Regions from separate parts of the Homo sapiens genome. Here region 2 is linked to region 1. Evidence: chromatin loops called from intact Hi-C (ENCODE). Cell type or tissue: gastrocnemius medialis. All regions are shown on one strand. Each heading gives the region's core, and the rest is flanking DNA. Links, peaks and the distances in the headings are about the cores only.

Evidence for each region. A loop is a pair of places that touch in the nucleus more often than their neighbours do. Peaks named below come from ENCODE experiments on the same cell type or tissue, not always from the same donor. Only the 100,000 strongest peaks of a DNase experiment are listed, where the experiment ranks them.
Region 2: it touches region 1 in a loop (2.2-fold over the local background); 5 of 110 quality-filtered maps call a loop at or near these places.

The regions. Positions count from the first base shown.
Region 1 is chr12:15,000,958-15,003,887 of GRCh38, forward strand. LINC01489 (long intergenic non-protein coding RNA 1489) reads left to right here and starts at 876. Exons shown (of 4, transcript NR_120466.1): 1 at 876-949; 2 at 1,978-2,078. In gastrocnemius medialis, for the core only: no CTCF peak of the experiment used is centred there; a DNase peak (open chromatin) is centred at 1,354; H3K4me3 peaks cover 738 bases; H3K27ac peaks cover 1,213 bases.
Region 2 is chr12:15,123,607-15,126,536 of GRCh38, forward strand. All of the region lies in intron 2 of RERG (RAS like estrogen regulated growth inhibitor), which reads right to left. Among named protein-coding and RNA genes, the nearest start is that of RERG-IT1, 10 kb to the left of the region's middle. In gastrocnemius medialis, for the core only: no CTCF peak of the experiment used is centred there; no DNase peak of the experiment used is centred there.

The sequences.
Region 1 (2,930 bases), core at 192-2,691:
GATCATCATTTCAGTATACATAATCTGCAGCTGCTGCATGGCATTTAAATGAAGGATTAGTAAATGCATGCTACAGCCTCAGTTATTTTTCTAACATAGGTCACCACAAGAAATATGTACACAACAGGTTTGATTTATATCCTCAATATTTCAGTAGTTATGGTGCCTTGAAGAAGCAAAACAAATTGGAGTCAAGACATTTGTAATATTTATTTTGCCTAAAGTAAAAAATATGACAGAATTAGAATAACCATCATTTGAAATTATTTCATTCAGGCAACCAACTATACGCTAAGATACAAGTAGGTGATTTTCCCCTGAAGTTTGAAAAGAAGGACCAGTCTCTGAAACATGTCCTCTGGTTTTCTACTTCTCCCAAATATCTTCTCTTGCAAAGTTCATCATTAAAGCTCTTTGAGGATTATTTCAGACCCCTACATGCTATGTCTGGGACACAAGAACAGTCTTAAAGAGAATGTCCTGAAGCTCATCCACCTCAGTGTGCAGGGCTGGAGCTCATGTATATGTACTTTGGCTCTCACCAGAAGTGGTGAATCTTAGGGTTCTGGGTCTTATTGTTTTAAGAGATATGATGTGAGCCAGGCTGCTTAGTATGAACCACCGACAGATGAAATGATGGCTTATGAAAGAAAGTTAATGTAAAATATTAGCCCATGTGAGCTAGCATAATCAGTTGTTTTTATTAAAATGTTATGTGTTTGTTGCATTAGGAAAAGGAAGTGGATTGGATACCCCTTTGTTCCCACATATCTTCAGTCTTTTTACACTTAGCACTACCGGCTATTTTTAGCATGCTTGTTGTCTGCCTATCCTGTTACAACATCACCTCCACAAGGACAGGGAATTTGCCTGTGTTGTTCACTGTTATACCCACTCCACTTCCTAGGAAATGCCTAGAAATAGAAGGAACTCAGTAAATACTTCCTGGGTGAGTAAATACATGAGAAAATTATTTGTGTGCATGGATAGTTGCAAAGATCACTATGGCATAAGCAGAGGCTTCCCCACTCGGGTTACAGCAGTGCGGTTCTTTGTTTGCAAACTGCAGTTACCAGCTGAAGCATCTGCTGTGATTTTTTTTTTTAATCTACTTCAGTTTACTTGAAGGGTTTCCTAAGAAGACAGTGTGCTGGTTTATGAAGCTATTGTCTCTCTACTTCAAACCCACCTTTCCTTACTCAGCTTTATGGCACTGGGGCTGGGATGATAGGAAATAGAGTTTTGGCTGCCTGTGAGGCTTCTCTGAGAGGGAGGCACTGGATGCTTGCTGGAAGGCTAGAAAGGGAGGGAGGGAAGGAGAAGTCCCTGTTCCTGGCAGCGGCATCCGCCAGCAACAACCGCCCTCTCTTGGCAGCAGCAATTGGTCTGGTTCTAGTCTCCACCTTCTTTCTACACTTTTTCTGCAAAGTTACCCATAGCAGCCAGGCAGTGCCCTCTCCTCAGAGATCTGGTCCGAGTCTGACAATGGCTCTGCCGGGCATCTTCTCTGATTAGGGCAGCTTTCAGACAGCTGATTGCTCATTAGGAACACCTGGGACGGAACCGCAATTTCTTCCCTTTATTCTACCTTCTCTATTTAGCTTAGCCAATTCCTTATAACTGATTATAATTAATTTATAATACATTCCATCTGTTATAATATGCTTTCTAGTTTCCTGACCCGGACTCTGATGGATCATGTTCTTTATCCTACAGCTATGTGTGTTTCTGCAAATTCTATATTTCAAAGCTCTTAACAATTCACAAACTTGCAGGACTTCTTTTAATTTAATTTAAAATGATAGTGGGGTTTCTTTTAATTTAAAAATGTTTTTCTGTTGGTGGGTATTTAAACACATAAAACAAATAGAGATTTACACAAAATACAAATGCTCCAGTCTTACTTATCAATTTTTAACACATTTCCATCGGATTAATGTTCTCTTACTTTCAAACTCCCTCTTTTTAAAAATGCAGAACAGAAACCCCAATCGTTCATGAATTCTCAGAGCATCCCTTTCTGTGATAATAGAGTGGAGAAAAACTTCCTGTGGGTCTGCAATCCTATCCCCGCACAGGTAAAATACTTCTTTGTTTTTTCATGTGGAATATTTTGAGCAGTTTTCAGGATGTTCCAATCTCGACAGCCCACTCGCTTGTCCCTGTGGCGTCTGAGGGGATGCTGACACATGGAGTTTGAGAACCACACTTTAAGAAGTTGTTCTTTCCTGTGGGGCAGAATTAGGGCAGCTTTCCGACAGCTGATTGTTCATTAAGAACACCTGGGGTGGGACCAGAAGGAGGACAGAAAGTGCCATCTGAGATTGCAGAAATTCTCTTTAATTTCACAATTATGCCCATAGCAGGCTTTCTGTGGCAGAGTTGTTGACCTAAGGTTCAGAAGACAATCTGACTTGGCTAATGACAGCATTTTCTCATGATCTGCAAAACATGAAGAAATGATGCAGTGGGAAGGTTGAAGCCATCGGTATAGTGAGTTGCTTGACCTGCAGAGAAGTCATAAGTTCATTTATCTTCCTCTCAGCAATGACTTAAACTCCTGTCTATTGAGTGCCTCCGAGGCGCAAGACAGGATGCTAGGCACTTGATTCTTCACACACTTGTGGAGTAGGTATTATAATAAGAGCACTGATCACCAGTCTTGAGCTCATAATTAAATGCCCCACAACTAGAATGTGGTCGAGCTAGTCCTTAGTTAAATCTAGGGGTAAAGTCTGGTTGTTTTGACTTTTTTACCCTCCTTCCACCATAAAGCATAACATATTCTCACATGGAAACCTGCAGGGCAATTCCCCTGCTTTACATTAATGAGGGACAAATACGATTTGTGTCTTTTACTGTGTCTAATCTCCCACGGTTCTCACAGCTTCTTTTAAATTTATATGACTTTTCCATTTTCATAAAAAGAT
Region 2 (2,930 bases), core at 284-2,783, 120 kb after region 1:
TAAATTTATATAATAAATATTAAAACTTATTAATTTTTAAGTTTATTACATTATTAATACATTAATAATCTAATTTAACTATAATTAATGAAAATGGGTACTATAAAGATTGACCTAATTTCCTTTTGACTCCCTTCCCTCTCCATCCCAACTATCTTGAGCAAAGTTTGTCTTTTGAAGTAAAATGGTGGTATTGATTTAAGGCCTTGTTGCTCCAGAAGTTTTAAGGTTTGACATATTTGATTAGTAGTTACTGTTGAGTCTCTGCCTTCTGAAATATTTTATTTTCTTCCCATTGCCTGAACAACCCCTGCCTTTCCATTAAACAAGCCAAACATGTCCAATGGCTAATGTAGGGAAGACTGTTTTCCTCCTTTTGCCTAATTTACAACCTACTTGGCTAATTCTTCATCATCTGTGGTTCTGTTTTAGTATTACTGGTAGTATGAATTTTATGATTATTAATGAAAATTGGTTTCTAACAAAATGGAAAATTTGGTAAAGAAACATTTAATCCAATAAAATATTTTTAAAAGTCACTTAATGTAATCATTCAGTGGCATGATATTCCATTCATAAGTAAGAGCTAAAAGGTAAAACCACTACATTAAAATAGTCACGTTATTTCTAAAAATTAACCAATCTATGCTGGTTACTCAAAATAATTCCTGACATCATTATCAAGAAGAAGCAGGCATCAGGAGTGCCAGATTTAGTTTCAGAATAATATTTTAAAATGAAAATTAATTAGGTATGATCTGTACAATAAATCAGCTTCAGCAAGAAATGAACTCTTCAAGGTAAATGTAAACTAACACACATGCTATTCCTTATTTAAGAGTCATATTCAAGAGAGATTCAGGCAAAACTTTCAAATGCTACCTTTCAGTATCATACTTGAAAAATATGTCATTACTTTTCTTTATAGAATTCATGAAGTAACTTGATTAACAATGTATATAATGCAATTTTTTTCTAAGATACTTAAGCATATGTAACCTCCTACACAGTTGTGATTGTTCTTTTCTATAGGTCCCCAGGCATACAGCTATTGCTATATAACAAATCCGCTCCAAAACTTTGTAGCATACAACAATAAGTATTTATTATGGAAAAATGCTGGAAATTTTTTTTCCAGCTGGAAAAAGTATTATGTATTTATGGGACTGTGGTGAGTTGATTGCATTGGAAAAATGTAACTAAAAGTGTTTAAAATGGCCAGGACAGATTTTTTTTTGGTTAGGAAAAGAATTTCTGCTCCAATTAAAAGTGCTTCAAGGAATATTACTCATAACCTTCACATCATGAATGCCTTTTGAATTTTGTCTATAATCCTAGTAACATACCCTATAAAGACCCTTGATATTTAATATATACTCTACAACAGTACAACATTCATATAATAATGAAAACTTACTATGGATGTATATTAAGTGATTTATATCATTTTCATTCTGTAACCTGCAGTACCTTCACAAAAAAATACATAGTTACCTATAAGTTGTATAATCACGTAACTTTAAAATACTTTTCAAGGGACTTCTACAAAAGTTTGCCAACTTTGGGACAATTCTGTCACAAACGGTTTCAAATATTTTGTGAAAAACAAAAATCTATGTTATATAAAGAGAAGGTAAATGTGGGTAATACTAGCACAACTTTAGTCCGTTATGGGTTGTGATATGTATATTTACCACTTGTTATCTGAATTATTTTTCCTATGTTTATTTATAATAAAAAAGTTAGAAATGTTAAAGCTTAAAAACTACATGAATAAATTATAATAAACTTACGTAGTATCCTAAGTATGAAGCTTTTCAAGGTTGAGATGCCTCCAGGAGATAGAGTAGCTCTCTTCATTTCTCCTCCATTTTCATTTCATTATAGTACTTACAGTTTAACTACTTGATCTTACCTTGACCAGCAAAATTCAGGAGGCAATGACATACATTACCAAGCCCAGAAAGGTTGTAAAATCAACACTAAATTGTTTTCAGTTTGGTTTTTATGATCTATAGTTAAAATGTCATAATAAATAAAGCAAGTGTTTAAAAAATAATGGAAAAGAGAAGAATGAGAGGATTTAATACAACATGGGAACTGTTTTCTCATTTCATTAAGCATGACCTCAATTTAAATAATATTTTAAAAATTATAATGGAAAAAGTTTAAAAGTAATGCAGTAGTGTTATAATTATTCATCTTCATTTAGTGTATGCTCTATTCAGTTAGGCATTACAGTAAATATTTACACATGTATCTTTACTCTTCACTTCCTTATAGTGTGGAATATATGGATACGGATATGAATACAATGTATGTATATTGGTGAAGAAACTGAAGCTCAAGTTGTTTACATTTCTTCCTAAAATGTGAGCCTACTCTTTCCTAGCCTCAGGATCTACATTCTCTTTTTACAGATGAGGGCTTTGCTACCAGGGAGCTTAAGAGTCTTACTAATGTATTCCTCTATTGTCTAAACCCTTAATTTGAAAAATTCCATGGAGAATGTTGTATATACCATATATATATATATATATATATATGTATTTACACACATACATTTTTACATATATAAACATTCTTCCATTTGAAAAAAATGCATCGTCTAGTCTCAACCTTCTTTTGTTACAAAAGAAAAGACTAAAAACCCTGGTGAAAATGAAACCTGAAATGTCTATTAAAATCTGATATTTTAGACATAAACTTCTGAACATTTATTATCCTCTTTTATTGCCTAGGTGTGGAGCACCAACACTATTCCCTTAATTCTAACACACGTGATGTGCTAACACACATACATAGACAATGTAATTATCCTCATGATACCATTTTGCTTCACCATCTTAATTTACTTGACTGTACATTTCTTACAGGGTTTATTGCTATTATTTTAAATATAGTGCAGGGATCATTACATATTTGGAGTG